Linked DNA regions of Homo sapiens: region 2 is linked to region 1. The links are chromatin loops, found by intact Hi-C in ENCODE. Cell type or tissue: endothelial cell of umbilical vein. All regions are shown on one strand. Links, peaks and the distances in the headings refer to the core of each region. The heading gives the core; the rest is flanking DNA. Region 1 has its middle 64 kb from the start of LINC00642. Region 2 overlaps CALM1 (calmodulin 1).

Region 1 (2,909 bases), core at 182-2,681:
CAGGGTCTCCATGTCCCCAGCACCCCACACAGGCTCAGCATACGCAGGTGTGAACACCTGGGCTCTGGCCCTCCCTCACCAGAACCCCCTCCCTTCTTGCAAGGAGTGCAGCTGCAGCCAGAGAGGACACCCAGTCCCTGCCCCTGCCCCCAGCCCGCCCAGAGCGGAGATGAGCTGAAAACCCCACTGTGTCTCCCACCTCGCCCAACTCTGGGATCCAAGCGGCCAGGTTGCAAAGAACCAAATCCTTTGAGTGAAACAACCTTTAGTAACCTTTTCAGACAAACACGCCCTCCCCTCCCGCCACTTGCTGGAAGCCAAAGCTGCTGACACAGCCATGTGGGGACCTGTGGGGACTCCCTCTCCTTGAATCGCGGCACATGCACCCTTCACACCCAGCCACTCCCTGCCACCCGCTCTCTCAAAGGGAAGGGCCACCAGGATCTACTGCCACACTCTTTTTTTTTTCTTCGAGACAGGGCCTTGCTCTGTCACCCAGGCTGGAGTGCGGTGGTGTGATCACAGCCTTCCCAAGCCCCATTCTTAACACCCAAAAGCATTTATAAGAAGTTCAGTTCTCAGTGTTTAGGGAGACAGTGGGCGGGAGATCTGTCCAAAGGGTGCTGAGTCCTGCACTGCCCAAGTACGAGATTTGTTGGGGCTCCCCCAGCAAGTGTCCTGGGGCCATGCGCTGTCTGGAGGGGCTTCTGCTTCCATCTCTGACTCTGATCTGGAAGGGATTCCATCCCCTCCCTCTGCCAGTGCCTGGGACAGAGACAGCTTCTGCCGGAGATCTGCAGGGCCTAACATAAAGCAAGAAGCCGTGCTCGTTAGGCCGGCGGCCAGCACCGCAGAGCGCGCAGAAGGAAATAAACTTCCACTAGAAACTGCTGGCTGGGCAGGCAGGAAGGGTGCTCCAGGGAGCTTGGAGCTTTTGCAGGGTCAGGGACCCCAAACATCATGTGCACAGTGGCTAGTGCTCCAGCTCAGGAGAGCGTCCCCAGAATGCATGACCCGGACCAAGGCCCACAGGGCACACATGGCGTCAACAGGACCCTGGATAGAGGGCTTTCAGATAAAATCCAAACAGGGACGCATCTCCCAAAAAAGACCCGTGGTTGGTCCCGGACAGCCAAGCCCCGCCCTCAGCACTCAGCCAGGGCTGGTCCTCAAGCTGTGTTGACTGAAGGGCAGGCCGGATTAATGTCACTCCAGAAGGAACATGACAGCAAGCCCTTCTCAACAACCCATCTTCACAAATGCTCCATGAGGCAGTCATTCCCCGCACTAGGGACTCCCGGCTGGCTCCATGTGATGCCTGGGGAAGGTGAGCTACTGACTTCCTGTTGTCTTTCGTTAGAGGGGACTCCAGGCTACCCCATGACAGCGTCATCAGGCACTCGCAGGCAGATATGTTTTGGTGAGGGCTGGTGAAGGGTAGGACGGCCATGGGCATGCACCCATCCCATCCATGTGTCATGGCAGGAAGAAACAAAGGTTAAGAACCACAGCACTAGATGTCTGGGTTCGGGGACACGTGCCGTTGTGACCTGGATTCTGGTGCCTGGGGTGGGCACAACCAGGTACGTGCCTTGTTCCAGGAAGCTGTCTGCAGCAGGCCTGTTGCTGGCTGGGTTTGCACTGGAATTTGGGGTCCCCTCATCCCCCGCCAGGCGTTCACACCCCTGTGCCTTCTGTGTCTTCTGTCCCACACTGCCCCCTGGAGGAGGGATGAAGGATGGTGCTGAAGGGCACAAGCAGTAGACATTTTCATCCACCTTCACCTCCTCTTCCTGGCCAACAGAACGTTGATTTTGTTCAAGGCGGCAGAATGCCCAGCCCCAGGGACAAGTCTTGCTTCATTGCATAAGTCAGTGATGATGGCCCTGTACCCCTGTGCCAGGCCCTTTCTTTCCCAGCCTCCTTTGCAGCTAGGGGCCATTGACGCAATTTCAGGCAATGAAGTGTAAGGGAAAGTTTTTTGTGGGGGTGCTTCTGGGAGAGCTTTTGCTTCTTAACAAAAGGGAAGGGTGTGAAAGGAGAGTTCTCTTAGGTCCACCCTCACTTTCTTTCATGCTGGAGTGCAGACGTGGTGGCCGGTGCTGCAGCAGCCATCCTGCAACTATGTGGCACCAAGTTAACACAGAGGATGGTGGGCAGAGAGAGGGAAAGAACCTGGGTCCTTGATGACCTCACCAAGCAGCCAAGCCACCCGGAAACTGCCTATGCCCAGGGTCCTTGTGAAGTAACAATGGCTGTATTTGTGGTTTTGTTGAATTCTGTTACTTGCAGCCAAACACATCGGGGCAGCACTGAGGTGTGAGGTGCTGTGTGAGCATGGGTAAAGCACTTGGCACAATGCCCAGCCTATGGTAAATGCGCATCAATGGAGGCTATTATTACAATCACGTGCATCTATGAGTGTGCACGAGTTGCTAACTCGTGTGGGCACATATGGGTGAATATGGATGTGTGATGTGCAGGTGACCTCTGGTTCAAAATGTGATTCAAGTCCTGTCCTGTTACTTGGCCCAGGCACTGGGGCCACTCCCTCGACCTTGCTGAGATGCAGTTTCCTTAACTAAACGGGGAGGACAATGACTTACATGGGTCCAAGCTGGCAGCTGGCATTGCTAACCTCGCAATCACCCAGAGGTAGGACAAGAGTATTGGCTCCACCTGGCAGATGGGGAAACTGAGGCTTAGAGAGCGTAAGTGAAACGCCCACATTTAGAGCCAAGAAGTGGTGATGCTGAGACTTGAACCATGTGGCCTCACACAGAACCTGTGTGTGCAGGGCTGTATGTGAGTGTGTATATGTGCAGGAGTGTGTGTGCAGGAATGTGTGTGCGAGGGTGTGTGTGGAGTGCATGTGAACATGTGTTCAGGGGTCTGTGTGCAGGGAGTGT
Region 2 (2,909 bases), core at 235-2,734, 110 kb before region 1:
TAACCACCTCTCTGATGGGGGACCAACTCTATGGAAATTGTAAATACGTTTTATTTATAAACCTGGCACTGTATTCAATAAACATTTCTGCAGCCTTTCATCTCTAACTGCGAACTGTGTAGGTTTCTAGCTTGCATAGCTTTCAATTCCTTTTGCTCTCAACAAGATAGACCTGCCCTCAGATGTAATTTCACTGGGTCTCTAGTACTGTGAGAGTGAGGGGCCAGAAATAACCGTAGACACATCCCACAACCGTCTTACCCTAGTTTTAAGTAGTTTGAGTGTTAATAGCTGACATTTTAACCTATTCTCTTAGCCTATTAACTTGTCCATGCTTGCTTTTTATGCGGAAAATTTACACCATAAGGATTAGTTTCCTTTTAACCCCAATCCAAGCCTCTTTAGGACTTGTATAAAGAAATACATTTTTTTCAATAAGATGGGAATTTTAGATGACAACCAAGATGATACCTTGGTTCATGTCAAGAGCGGGACAGCTGAGGAAAGTGGGGTGGGATGCAAGTACAATTTAGGACCTTGGCATTGAAGCCTTCCCCTTAGTCAACACTGGCCCAGACCCTGGTTCTTAGATGTAGCAGGAGAGGCTGCCTGCTTCTGCCCCCTTTGCTTCCAGAAAGGCCTTTTCCAGCTGCCTCGTGTGTTTCCCACTCTGCCCAGAAGGAGTGAGAGGGCTGAAAAGCGGGGCGGGATAAGGCCCTGCTTTCGACAGAAGGCTTGAGACACATCTCCAGAAAGCATTTAAAGAGCCCCTCCTGCACATAGGAGCTGGGACTATAAGGACATGGTCATCACCGTGGAGACGGCCCTCTGCTCTGAGGCTTTAGACCTGGCTTCTGGATTTGGTTCTGTCCCTCCAGCCTCAGGCAGGTTCTTTACCTTTCCCAGGCCTTGGTATCCTCCTTGGTAAGATCATATTGGACTTGGTACCTTCTGCCTGTGGCTTTCTAGGATTATGACCGACCTGGTTTGGCATCACTTTGTGTTTAGATAGATGAAATTGCAGCCTAAAGGATGGGAGGCAAAATTGTGTAGGAGTGCTGTGTCCTTTGAGATGACAAATGGGATTTAAAAATTCTCACCAGCTTCATGTTGGAGGTGGAGTGGAGGTTAAGCTTGCTATTAAGACGTGATGTAATATTGGAACCTGGGTCAGAGAAACTGATTGTTAAGTGACTTCCATTCTCCCAGGACGGAAATAGGAGGCTACCACTGGGCCTGTAAGGGATTCAGTCCAAGTGACATCATCTGGTTTTCAGCAGCTCCGGTTTAGAAAAACACACACACATTTCCGATTCAAGCTGAACTTTCCCGGGCACTGGGGGGCTGGAGCACCCAATGACTCAGGATGCCTTAGAAGGAAATAAAACATAAAGCTTTTTATAGCTTGGTGCTTCTCTCCCACTGCCCTCAACTCTCTGCCAAGGAGTGGGAGGAGTTAGCTCATGGACCAGAACTCCCATTAAAGCCCCTGAACTCTGATTAAATCAAGTGGCAGTTTTCCTCATGAGAATTATGTTCTTTGTGTCAGGAACCTTAGGAATGAGTGTGAATTGACACATTCAGATTGTGGGGTTTTTTTTTTCTCTTTTGAGGTGGGGTCTCATTCTCACTCAGGCTGGAGTGCAGTGGCACAATCACAGCTCACTGCAGCCTCCACCTCCCAGGTTCAAATGATCCTCCCACCTCAGCCCCCCCAGTAGCTGGGACTACAGGGATGTGCTGCTGTGCTCAGCTAATTTTTAAATTTTTTTATGCAGACGCGGTTTCACATGTTGCTTAGGCTGGTCTCAAACTCCTGGGCTCAACAAATCCTCCCACCTTGGCCTCCCAAAGTGTTGGGATTACAAGTGTGAGCCACTGTGCCTTGGCTCAGATAATTTTTTTTTTTTTTTTTTTTTTTTTTTGAGACAGAGTCTTGCTCTGTCACTCAGGCTGGAGTGCAGTGGTGTGATCTTGGCTCACTGCAACCTTCGCCTCCTGGGTTCAAGCAATTCTCCTGCCTCAGCCTCCTGAGTAGCTGGGACTACAGGCGCACACCACCACGTCTGGCTAATTTTTGTATTTTTAATAGAGACGGAGTTTCACTATGTTGGCGAGGCTGGTTTTGAACTCCTGACCTCAGGTCATCTGTCCGCCTTGGCCTCCCAAAGTGCTGGGATTATAGGCATGAGTCACTGTACCCAGCCCCAGATAGTCTTTTCAATATCATATCTTAGTTTTATTTTCAGTTTTACAAAGGCTAAAAGGAAAATCCAGAGTTTCCTCTAGCAATATAATTATTTGAACATTTTGTTACAACAAGATCTTTAGATCCTGGCTGTATGTAAGCATGTTTGCTTTTAAACTGATTTTTCATTTTGAGTCTTTGTATACCCTTCAAGTTGTGATTTTTTTTAAGTTACTGCATTTTTTAGCAAAAGATAGATTTTTTCCTGCATAGACATATCAGAATCAAGATTTGAGATAGATTGTTTTAAAAATGGAAAATAAGTAAAAAAGTAATTATAAAATCATATCTTAGTTAAAAGGAACAGGTCATATAGGTAAAACTTCCTCTGAGTGCAGGTATCCATATCTGGTGATTCTCAAACTTGGAATACTTCTAACACTGGACATCTAATCCTGTTTCCACAAGGCAGAACTTGGGCTTTCTCCCTTTCAATGACAAGAAGTTAATTAACAGCCCATTCCCATTTTTATTTTTATTTTTTTGAGATGGAGTCTTGCTCTGTCGCTCAGGCTGGAGTGCAGTGGCCTGATCTCCACTCACTGCAAGCTCCGCCTCCCAGGTTCACACCATTCTCCTGCCTCAGCCTCCCGAGTAGCTGGGACTACAGGCGCTCACCACCACACCCTGCTAATTTTTTGTATTTTTAGTAGAGACGGGG

What was found. A loop is a pair of places that touch in the nucleus more often than their neighbours do. Peaks named below come from ENCODE experiments on the same cell type or tissue, not always from the same donor. Only the 100,000 strongest peaks of a DNase experiment are listed, where the experiment ranks them.
Region 2: a loop joins it to region 1, with 5 times the contacts of the local background. A loop is called at or near these places in 75 of 110 quality-filtered maps.

The regions. Positions count from the first base shown.
Region 1 is chr14:90,517,365-90,520,273 of GRCh38, forward strand. No RefSeq gene overlaps it. Among named protein-coding and RNA genes, the nearest start is that of LINC00642, 64 kb to the left of the region's middle. RefSeq lists enhancers at 558-1,292, 1,293-2,027. In endothelial cell of umbilical vein, for the core only: a CTCF peak has its summit at 1,731 (motif pointing left); a DNase peak (open chromatin) is centred at 1,727.
Region 2 is chr14:90,408,162-90,411,070 of GRCh38, forward strand. It overlaps CALM1 (calmodulin 1), which reads left to right. Exons shown (of 6, transcript NM_006888.6): 6 at 1-107. Among named protein-coding and RNA genes, the nearest start is that of CALM1, 13 kb to the left of the region's middle. In endothelial cell of umbilical vein, for the core only: no CTCF peak of the experiment used is centred there; a DNase peak (open chromatin) is centred at 1,310; H3K27ac peaks cover 2,323 bases.